Linked DNA regions of Mus musculus: region 1 is linked to region 2. The links are chromatin contacts, found by Hi-C or POLR2A ChIA-PET in ENCODE. All regions are on one chromosome and are shown on one strand. Each heading gives the region's core, a stretch centred on a gene start or an enhancer-like site at or near the end of the contact. The rest is flanking DNA. Distances are from core to core; before and after follow the strand shown.

Region 1 (5,247 bases), core at 2,349-4,848, 56 kb before region 2:
ACTCTTAGAAGAATAAGAGAGGAGGAGGAGGAGGAGGAGGAAGAGGAGGAGGAGGTGGCAGTGGCAGCGGCTATGCAGCAGCAGCCAGGTACGGTGGTTCACACCTGTGATCCCGACACTCAGAAGGCAGAGACAGGATGACTGCTGCAGGTCTGAGGCCAGCCTGACCACACAGTGAGATGCTGTGTAAAACAATGAAATAAAAGCACCGCTTGCAAGGAGCCACTGAGCATCGTGGACGCGGATATGGCAGGGATCTCGAGAGGGAGGGGCTTGGAGGCTGGATATGAACACAAAGACAGGGTGGGAACAAATAGGAGGGGCAGAACCCCTCTACAGACACAGCTCCCACTAGAAGCCAGTTCCTCCCGCAAAACCTTACTGACCCAAAGACGGGAGATGCACTCCCAGGCCCCAGGCTCCCTTGCACTGTTTTATGTTTTATGTTTTTGTTTTTGTTTTTTTTTTTTTGTTTTGTTTTTTTGGTTTTGGTTTTGGTTTGGTTTGGTTTTTTGAGACAGGGTTTCTCTGTGTAGCCCTGGCTGTCCTGGAACTCACTTTGTAGACCAAGCTGGCCTTGAACTCAGAAATCTGCCTGCCTCTGCCTCCTGAGTGCTGGCATTAAAGGCGTGCGCCACCACACCCGGCTCACTGTTTTATGTTTGTTTGTTTAAATATACTTTATTTTTAATTATGTGTATATGTGCGTGTGCCTGCATGTATGTAGGGATGTGAGCCACCATGTTGCGTAGGTCATCCGCAACTCCAAGTTGTTGTTTAAATTATTGTTTTATTATTTACTATGTGCATGTGTATGTACATGCCTATAAAGGCAAAAGGAGTTTGATCCCTGGATCTGAAATTACAGGTGTTTGTAAGCCTCCAGATGTGGGTGCTGGTAACCGAACTCTCATCCTCAGAGCATACTGAGCTGTTTCCATGCGCGTGCGTGCACACGAGAGAGAGAGAGAGAGAGAGAGAGAGAGAGAGAGAGAGAGAGAGAGTCAGAGTCAGAGTCATCAGGCCTGACCACTAAGAGCCTTTACCTGCTGAGCCATGCCACCAGCCCTAGGGTCCCTTCAATACCGTGGCCCCAAACCTGTTCTCTCATGACAAGGCATCACCTTCCTCAGGGTCCTGCTGCTGGGTCCCTCTCCTAACAGGATCCCAAAAGTGGCCCCTGTGATGGCCTATCTCACTGTTTATGGCCAGAGTCCCCAGAGCCTGCCGTGACCCGTCTTTTGGCTGGAACAGGAGTCAGCACGAGCTGAGTGCTGAGAGGAAGAAGGAAGGAACTGAAAGGAACTCTGACCCCTGCTCCAGAGTCGCTCCCCAGTATGGAATAGGAGCCACCTGACTCATTCCTTGACAGAAGAAAAGGTAAACAAGATGTGGGCATGGCACTGTTATTCAGCATTGAGAGGAAGGGAGTTCTGACTCACACTACAACACAGATGAACCTTGAAAGACACTCTACTCACTGAAACAGCCAGGCATAAGAAGACAAATATAGGGGCTGGAGAGATGGCTCGGCAGTTAAAAGAACTGGCTCCTCTTCCAGGGGACTTCTGTCAATTCCTAGCACCCACATGACAGCTCACAATTGTCTGTAACTCCAGGTTCAGGGGATCCGACACCCTAAGATATATGTGCAGGCAAAATACCAATGCATGCAAAGTAAAACAAATAAGTCATTAAAATAAAGAAGTCAAATATACAGATAGGATATAGTGGCGCATGCCTGTTACCCTAATCCTCTGGAAGGCCAAGACAACAGGATCTCCACTCCAAAGTTATTCCAAAGTTAGACTGGACTATGTGTGAGACTCTGTGTTGAGTGGAAAGAAGAAAGGGAGGGGGAGGGAGAGGGGAGGGAGGAAAAGGAGAAGCTGGGGAGATGGTTCGTGGTTAATATGTTTGCTGCTTAAGTATGAAGCTCAGAGTTCAAATCCCCAGAAACCACAGAAATGCCAGGTGGGTGTGCTGGCCCACCTATAATATCAACCTTAGAAGGCAGAGACAAGAGATCCCCTAGGGGAGAGAATGGAGGAAGGTTTTTCGGAGGGGAAACCAGGAAAAGGTTTAACATTTGAAATGTAAATAAATATCTAATAAAAAAATGTTTAAATGTTTAACAGGAAAAGAGAGAGAGAGATCCCCTAGCAAGCTGGCTGGCCAAATCTGTGAGCTCTGGGTTTGATTGAGAGACCTTACTTCAGTGAACGGAGTGGCTGGTTTCTGCCATCAGCCTTGGATCTGCACATGCATGTGTGCACCCACATATGTGTGCCTCCACACACACGCAAGCATGTACGCGAACACATGAAGTAGTACTGTGTGTCGTCACTCATCTAAAGTCCCAGAGTAGTTCAAACAGAGATGGTGGCCAGAGGCTGGGGACAGGGAGAGGAGAGCTTATGTTTAACAGAGACTTCAGTGTGGGAAGATGGGGAAACTGCACCTGGACGTTGGTGAGGGCTGTGCAGAGACTTGAGTGTAGTCAGAGCCCTAATCATGAGTAATGACGAAGACTAGAAATGTGTGTGACGTGCGATTTGCCACAGTTTCAAAAAGAAACAAAAGCAAGGCAATGTGGGAGGACCCCAGAGTCAGGCCAGTGTGCAAGGTGCTGGCTATGCAAGGTAGAGAACCCAAGCTGTATCCCCTGAACCCACAGAAAAGAAGACGTGCAGCGTGGGGCCAAGACCCCAGTCTCCCTATGGTCAGATGAGAGATGGAGACAGGCAATCGCCAAGAAGCCAGCTAGCCCAGGCTACAGAGGGAAGCAGCAGAAACAAGAAAGATCCTTTCTCAAAAAGTGGAAGGCCAGAACCAGCTCCCAGAATGCCCTCGGACCTCCACACATATGCCTGGCACAAGAGCAACATATAAAACACAACTGAAAAATTACAAAAACAGGAAGAAGGAATCTGGGGTGGGGCTCAGCAGGAGCAGGCTTCAGTTGTCAGCACTGGGGTGTGGGGATGCAGGAAAAACAAGGGAAGGTTGAAACAGCTACCCCAAGTTCCTGGATGGGTCGCTGACCACCTGTGAGGAACCCTAGAGACTGTCAGCAAAGACCCACAGTGCTGTCACGAGGCAGAGCCAAGAGCTAAAGTCCTTTCTCATGGTTTTCTCTGGCTCTCTGGGCAGTGGGGGGAAGGGAGAGCGGTGGGGGTAGGGGGAGGAAATGATGGCATGGCCTCACTTCTGGGTGCCTGGCAGTCCCCTCCTCCCAGGCAGTGAGCAGAGGAGGTCACTGCTGACTCGCAGGCCAGCAGTGGTGATGGCTGCTGGAATGAGAAAATTTAGTTGACGTTGATAAGCACTTAAATTGGATAATGTGTCAGGCCTCATTTGTATCAATTCTCTTTCTTGGGTTCAACAAGATGGAGGCAAGCACACAGGAATTAGCAGGCGGAAAACAAGAGCCTGAGAGCGGGAGGCCGAAAGGGAAGGAGGAGGAGGCAGTGGCCAGAGCAACAGAAGTTCTAAAAAGTCGCGCATAGCCACTCTGAATTCATCCGATGTCAGCCGACCCTGGGAGCTACACAGGGTGAGGACTGGCTAGTTACAGCCCGCCAGCTGTTCTCTCGATTTGGAACCCTCATGGCCAGGCAGGTGGTGACCTATTCACTGCATCTGTGGTGGCCAGAACGAGGTGGGCGGTCTGTCAGTCCACAGCTAGCGCTCAGAAAACCAGGCAGCTTCTGTGTACTCTGGCTCCGCATTCAGCCAACAAACGTGGATGGAGATACTTAAGGAACGAACTGTCTGTACTAAACACATACAGATACTGCTGGTCCTTATTCACCAACCAATTTAATAGCGACCACCATAAAACTACAATGTAACTATTATATAGCCTTATGTTTCTCTCTCTCTTTCTCTTTCTCTCTCTCTCTCTCTCTCTCTCTCTCTCTCTCTCTCTCTCTCTCTCTCTCTCTCTCTCTCTCGCCAAAGCTAGCCTCAAATCCTGTATGTACCCGGATGTGACCTTGAACTCTTGATCTTCCTGCCTCTACCTCCCTAGTACTGGGATTACAGGAGAGCCCCACCTTGCCTGGAGCCTAGGCATTGTGCTAGCCCCAGTCCCAGCATCTACGTTCCATTAGGCATTTTGAGGACCCTAGGGATAACAAGTTATCCAGGAGGATGTGTACAGGTGATACACAACACGGCACCGTCTTTTATGAGGAACTTGAGCACCGTGGGTTTTGGTGTCTTTGGGGGTCCTAGGAGCAGTCCTTCCAGACAGTGAGGGATAGCTGCTTCCTGTTAAGTGAAAGAAACATGACTCTGGATAGAAGGGATCGGTGGCTGGAGAACCACTTTGCTTTGTTTTGAGACGATGTCTCCTCACTATGCCGCCCCAGCTGGTCTGGACCTCACTGCATAGTCCAAAATGCCCTCAGATTTATGGTGCTCCTCCTGCCTTTGCCTCCCGGATGCTGGGATTGCAGGCATGAGCCACCGCTCCTGGCTTTGCGACATCTCTACATTAGGTGTGATGTCAGTGTTTCTAGTCTTGCTCTCTCCCATCCACAGTGACCTTGCGTGACTGTTCCTGTCACAAATAAGGAGGAGTAGAGTATGAATCCAGGTCCCTGCGCCTTCTGCCAGCTCTCCAAGCTCCATGACAGAGGGGCCAAGGGAAAACTGGGAGAGGAGACTAGGAGCAGGGGGTGAAAGCTCTAGAGGGTGGGCAGGCAGAAAAGAGTGGCCAGGGGAAGGGAAGGTCCAGAGGCCTCCTGACCTTTGCGCCCGTCCCTCTGGAAGTCCACGTGGCACCATTCACCATCATTGACCTTGCGGCTAGACGCCCGCAGCTTGATGCCCCCGGAGCCCATGTCCAGCAGAAGGTAGAGGTAGCCATCCAACAGCTCCATGGCAAAGTAGTCGGCCCTCTGGGTAGAACTGTGACTGCCTACCCCGGCCCCAGCCCGCCGGCCCTGGCTGAAGAGCAACAACCCATTGGGCTCAGTGGTTCTGAAGTCCAGGGAGATGGAACCAGTGCGCTTGGCGCTCCAGCGGGGCAGTGCGACAAAGGCCTCAGGACTCTCAAAGGTCACAGGGTCCAAGGCAGCCACATCCTCACAACGGAAAGACAAATCCCCCTGCAGCTTCATCTTCGGGTCCCCTTCCTTAGCCAGTCGGGACAGCTCCAGCTTGAAGTCATTATTCTTGTAGACCACCTGTATGGAGGAGAGGGGTCTGGGTAAGGAAGCGGAAGCAGCCTTGGGTCTG
Region 2 (5,266 bases), core at 390-2,889:
CTGGCTCTGACATATCCATCCCTGAGCCATCCCCAGGTTTGGGGTAGCAAGCTGGGACCTGAGTAGCTGAAGCACCTACAAAGCCGGAGGCCCTCCATGTAGTTAACTGACTAGCCGACCTCCCCTCCTCTCTTTTTCCTTCCTGCTCCCTTCTCTCTCTTTTTCTAGCAGAAGACAGAGGATGTAAAGCTCTCCCCCAGAAGGAACGCCCAGACACTGAGAAGGTGGACGAGAGGGAGGGGCAGGAATGACTAGAAGGTCCTTGTCTACCCCACCCACCCACAATATGTGCAAAGAACGAGGGTGTTTGAAAGCCGGAAGTAGTCAAGGGGGCTGGAGACCCAAGACCCACCCCCTCAGATTTTCTTGAGCACTGTGGAGCTGGGCACCCTTTCGCTGTGGAGCACCAAGGAACTACCCCTCCCATCCCTGCCGGTTCATTAAGGCCCTGGATGCCTCAAGAGGGGGTGACGGCAAAGGCAACTGGAACAGCCCAATAACCCCCACAAATCCAATTTCACCTCCAGGAGCCCACCCAGGGTCCTTGTGGTCATACCCCCATCCCAAAGAACCCAGGCAGACTGCTCCTCCCTCTGGGGGAGAAGGCTGGAGCATGAGAAATGGTTCCCACCTCTTTGAGGTGGAGGGATAAGCCCAGGGCTCAGAAGACTCCTCTACCCTTCCAGTACTCTGTGACCAGAGCCCCACCGCTGCCCTCAAGTATATTCTCAGCCAAGCAGAGCCTCCTTCGACCGGTTTCCCTCTCTGTCACCCCCCAGCTCTCCCCAGCAAGCTTCTCTCCTCTCCCTCAGGCCCCCCATCTTGTCCAGCTCTTCCCCGTCACAGACTCATCTATGCCTAGAGCATCCTGGCATCTTCCCCTCTGCTCCCTCCTGATAACCTCCTCTCCCCTTGGCTCCCATCCCCCAGTAGTCTTTTCTTCAGTGGTTGCCCCCAGACCTCCCTCTCCACTTCCCAAACCTCTCTCCAGCCTGCCTCCTCTCCCACTAAGACCAGTGTTTCTCCCCTGCAGACCCTTCAGACCACAACAGCTCGCAGCTTCTCTGGTCCATCACTGCTTCCAGCTGCCAGGACCAGCATAGACTGGGACCTCCCCCCACCCCTATTTCAGAGCCCTTCTCACAGCCCTATGGATGCCCCTCCTTCAGACCCCCTTCCCCCATCGACCCTCCCTCACCACCTTGCATTCGCCCCAGCTCAGGGCCAATGCCCCTTCCACAGGGAGTCCCCCAACCTCCCCCAGCGGCTTCGCCTCCTCGCTGTCACCCAGCCAGCCCTCTCTGCTCGGCGCCCCCGCCCCCCAATCCGTCCTTTCTGCATCCGCCGCCCCCTCCGACCCGCTCCCCTCCCCCGATTGGCTCCCGCCCCCCACCCGTCTCCGCCGCAGCCCCCCCCCCATACCTGGTTTTGGGGGCGCCAGGAGCTGAAGGGTAGGGATCCGAGCCTAGAGACCGCTGGGTCTACGGCAGGTAACAGATCCTGGGCCAGCGATATCGGCTGCCTCGCGCCTCCTGGTCCCCGCCGCGTCCCCGCCCGCCCCGCCGCGGTGCCGCTCCGAGGAGGATGCTCTGAGAGTCAGGGCGGCTGCTCCCGCCGCCGCATCCCTGCAACACCGACTGACGGCAGCATCAGCACCAGGACCCGCCCCCCAAGCACACGCATTGGGCCACGCAACACTGACGGACGAGTGGCACAGCCAATGCGAAGATGCAGAAGCCGCCAGTCCCGCGGCTCCATGACCCGCCTCCCTCCTCCGCGAGGACCCAGGCGTCCCGGCCCCAGGGCATCCGAGCCCTTTCCCACCTCTCTGGACCTTTGCCCGGACGTCCAGGCCTCTTAACCCAGCAGGTGCTCTCCCCAGGCTCGGGGTCTTGGGAATCCAGGTACCCTAGCCCCTTCTACCTTTGGTTGGGTTGTTGGATCCCACACCCACCCGCCCCTGCCGGCGGGTCCCGAAGATAGTGCCCAGGGCTGGGACAAACCAAAGGAGAGGACTGAACCCCGACTTGAGGCACCGAGAGAGCAGGACCCGAGCAGGGCCTTGGCCACAGCGCCCTCTGCTGGCTGAGTCTGGGGGGGCTGGCCTGGGCTACCCGGAGCCAAGGAAGCCTCTCCCACCCCAGGACTGCTAGTGGCTTTTCCAGTCGCTCGCAGAGACCCTACCAATCACTGTCTCTGTATCCTCTAGCTGGAAGCCTCCGGAACTGAAGAGCTAGGGGCTTTTCTGAGATAAGGACGAAGCTTGGAGGTTGGCAAGATTCTAAGCTAGAGACAGTGGGGTTTCCCAGCCCAGACTCATGGGAATCCCAGAGTTTGGAACCAGCTTTCCACCCCTGTGGAAGGCTTTTCTGGGGTAGGAAAAGGCTAGTGGTGGGGTGGAAGCTACCCACTCCCTGTTACTGAATACAAATCTAGTAGAATCTTCCCTTCGAGCTCCTACCCTTAGCTGTGAGTTTCAGAGTGTGGTCCTGGCGTGCAAGTCTTCTGCAGTAAGAATGTCTGCATCGCCGTGTTTGTGTCAGAGTGTGAGGAAGGAACACCCCTCTTCATTTACTCCACCGAGAAAAGGTAGATCCAGCGCCTAGGTGTGTATACCATTACCTAAGTTGGACACAAGGCTTCTCAATGAGACAGTGTGCCGGCGTGGGTGTGGCCGTGGGTGTGTGGCAGACCATTTTGCCAGTTCTCTCCAGGCCCCTGATTTCTGTTACAGGGCCTGTGATCTGCACAGCTGGTAGCAGTTGGCATTTCCTTAGCCAGAGGCAATATGCAAGAACACACGTCCAACCACTAATGTATGCAGATACACATGGGGGCACACAGCCATGCACACCTATTCATGTGTGCCCAGCGTTTCCAAGAAACACAAAGGGACACTGCAGAGATGCCCCACCATGGTAAGTCACCACGGGGGGTGGGGGGACACACTCGATCCATAACCTGCATACTTGTGCATACACAGGTACCTGCACACTCAAGGGCAAACACACACCCAAGTGACTCACAGGGGACCTGCCCATGGAGTCTCCCTGGTCGTCGGTAGGTACTTTGCAGAGCAGTCAATTCCTGAGTTAATGAATGTGGACACTCCCCCCACCGCTCCTTAGAGAGGACCTCCTTTGATAGCCTGGAAGGAGGATAGGAGAAGACCTAGCTGCAATGGGTATTTCCCAGGCAGTGGAAAGGGAGATTCCTGAACAAGGTCCCAGACTTGGGGCCTACTCTGACCTTGGAGAGACCCTCAGGCAGCCCTGCCCCCACTACCACCACACCCCCCACACGTCCCCTACTGGCTGCCAAGGCCAGTAGAGGCAGCAGAACAAGAACTGCTGAGTCAGGGCCTCTCTGACCCCCCCCCCAGCCCACTGCCCCACCCATCATCTGCTGTTCCTCCTCCTGCAGGACCCACACTCACACGTACAAACACCAAAATGCAGAGGGACAGACAAGCAGGTGCAGTGACCCAGTGACAAGGCTCAAACCCCAGGAGTCTGAGTGGGAAGGGAGGCAAGGGTGAACACCGCTCTTCTGTCTCTACCTTCAGCTTTTCCCATCAAGGGCAGGAAAGGTCGCTGGAGTCTGCTACACCTCCCTGCTACACCTCCCTGTCCCTCTCCTCTACAAGGAAGGTCCGAGATTCAGATCCCTCATGGCAGCTGGGCCCCACCACTTCAAAACACACCCCTCAAATACACAGGCTCACACCCAATGTGGCATTGGGGAGCAGCATAGAGCAGACACCCTTCTAGGCAGGTACACAAGCCAACAGGGAGGGAAACCCTGGCAAGTGTAGGTGCAGGTCCCACACACATATGCTCAGGCAAACACCATGTGAGGGCCAGACACTCAATTCTGACACATTTGAATGACAGTGGAAAGGCAGGTACAGGTCACATCCCAGATGAGGCAGAGCTGAACACCGGGCAGCACCACACACTGGGAAGAGGCCAAGGAGGGGCTGGGGGTGGGCTGGGGAGCCGACCAGGCTGCAGGGATGGAGGCAGCGGGAGGCAGGCTGGCAGAGCAGGAGCGAGCTGCTCTTCACAACACAATCGCCGTCTGTTGTTATAGCAACTCAGCCCCCAAATCATGAAACGGATATTACAGCCTCGAGAGGGGGAGGGGAGGAGGGGGCTGAGGACAGAAGGAGAGGCAGTGTAGGGGACTCAATAAGGGACAGGGCTGAAGCTGATCATTGTGACAGGGCAGGAGAATGAGGGGACCCAAAATAAGGACTAGAAGACCAGAGGGATTGAAGTCAAAAAGGTAGAAACAGGCAGGAATTAGAGGCTCTGGGATAGTGCACTCTTCCAAGAGATTGGAGGCCACTGCCAGGTCTGCAGAATAGAGTGATGTACAGGTAGGGATTTAGGGTGCTCCTTTTCAACCCCAACAGCTGCTGTAAGGCACCCTACAGTGTGGAAATCTGGGGATGTAGCTCCCATTCTCAGCATTGCTATCTGGTACCTCCTGACCTTAGGGACATCTGGGTCAGGCTCTAGATCCTTTAGAAAACTCCCATAGACCACCCTCCTGTCCCAAAGCAGTCTTAGAAATAGCCTTGGCCTTAGTTAGTGGTGACAAGCACCCCCCCCCAAGTTCTCAGTGCTGCCAATACAGAAGGGAAGAGCAAGCTGGGTTAGGAGGCCTCCGGAGCTGAGCAAGATCAATATGCATTTCCTCTGGAAGTCGCTGTCCTTCCGGCTGGCGGCAGCACCAGGCCAGGAGGCTGCATGACCAAGGATGTCAGCCCCCACCCTGAGGCACACCAGCCCCAGCCTCTGGCTGTCCCCACCCCTCCTAGCTCTGCTCCACAGCCAGTACCCTGGGCTGCCCTCTCCCTGCCATGAAGTCCTGTCAGTGTAGGATTGATCCAGGGCCTAAGAGCTTATCTGGAACGGCAGAAGCGTCTTGCCTCTGGGTTGAAAACTCTAGTTGCACCAGTACCAGCAATTCTAGGGTGCACAAGCTCACTAGTCCCAAGGCTCGAGTCCCCCAGATTCAGGACTCCTCCCACTCTGCCCAAGAGTCTTGTGTTCTGAGGTTTTCTGCTCCTGAGACCCCATCCCCATGATCAGGTCCCAATCTATCCACCCTATGGAATTCTAGACCGCAACAGCATAGCTAGAAGTACAGCATCAGAGGGTTTTAGGCTGATGATCCAGGTTAATTATTCGGGCCTTTTTATTCCATCTGGAAAATACAAATATTCACAGGAGTCTGTACAACCTTAGGGACACCAGCC

The links. Hi-C counts contacts between places; a loop is a spot of excess contacts on that map. ChIA-PET counts read pairs that join two places held with the same protein, here RNA polymerase II (POLR2A).
Region 1: a map of T-helper 2 cell shows a loop between it and region 2 (2.3-fold over the local background). The contact joins the enhancer-like site here to the promoter of Nrxn2 in region 2. A Hi-C loop is called at or near these places in 5 of 37 maps with a recorded cell type or tissue (T-helper 2 cell, left cerebral cortex and v-Abl transformed pro-B cells). POLR2A ChIA-PET finds 5 or more read pairs at or near these places in 2 of 5 experiments (both embryonic stem cell).

The regions. Positions count from the first base shown.
Region 1 is chr19:6,473,266-6,478,512 of GRCm38, reverse strand. It overlaps Nrxn2 (neurexin II), which reads right to left. Exons shown (of 23, transcript NM_001205234.2): 9 at 4,757-5,195. Among named protein-coding and RNA genes, the nearest start is that of Gm52381, 21 kb to the left of the region's middle. Within about 2 kb of position 3,598, at least 2 of the 3 ENCODE cell types and tissues checked have a DNase peak (open chromatin) inside an H3K27ac peak, as active enhancers do.
Region 2 is chr19:6,415,129-6,420,394 of GRCm38, reverse strand. It overlaps Nrxn2 (neurexin II), which reads right to left and starts at 1,639. Exons shown (of 23, transcript NM_001205234.2): 1 at 1,423-1,639. It overlaps Gm14965 (a long non-coding RNA gene), which reads left to right and starts at 1,633. Exons shown (of 3, transcript XR_879495.2): 1 at 1,633-1,904; 2 at 2,735-2,918. It overlaps Rasgrp2 (RAS, guanyl releasing protein 2), which reads right to left. Exons shown (of 17, transcript NM_011242.3): 17 at 5,179-5,266.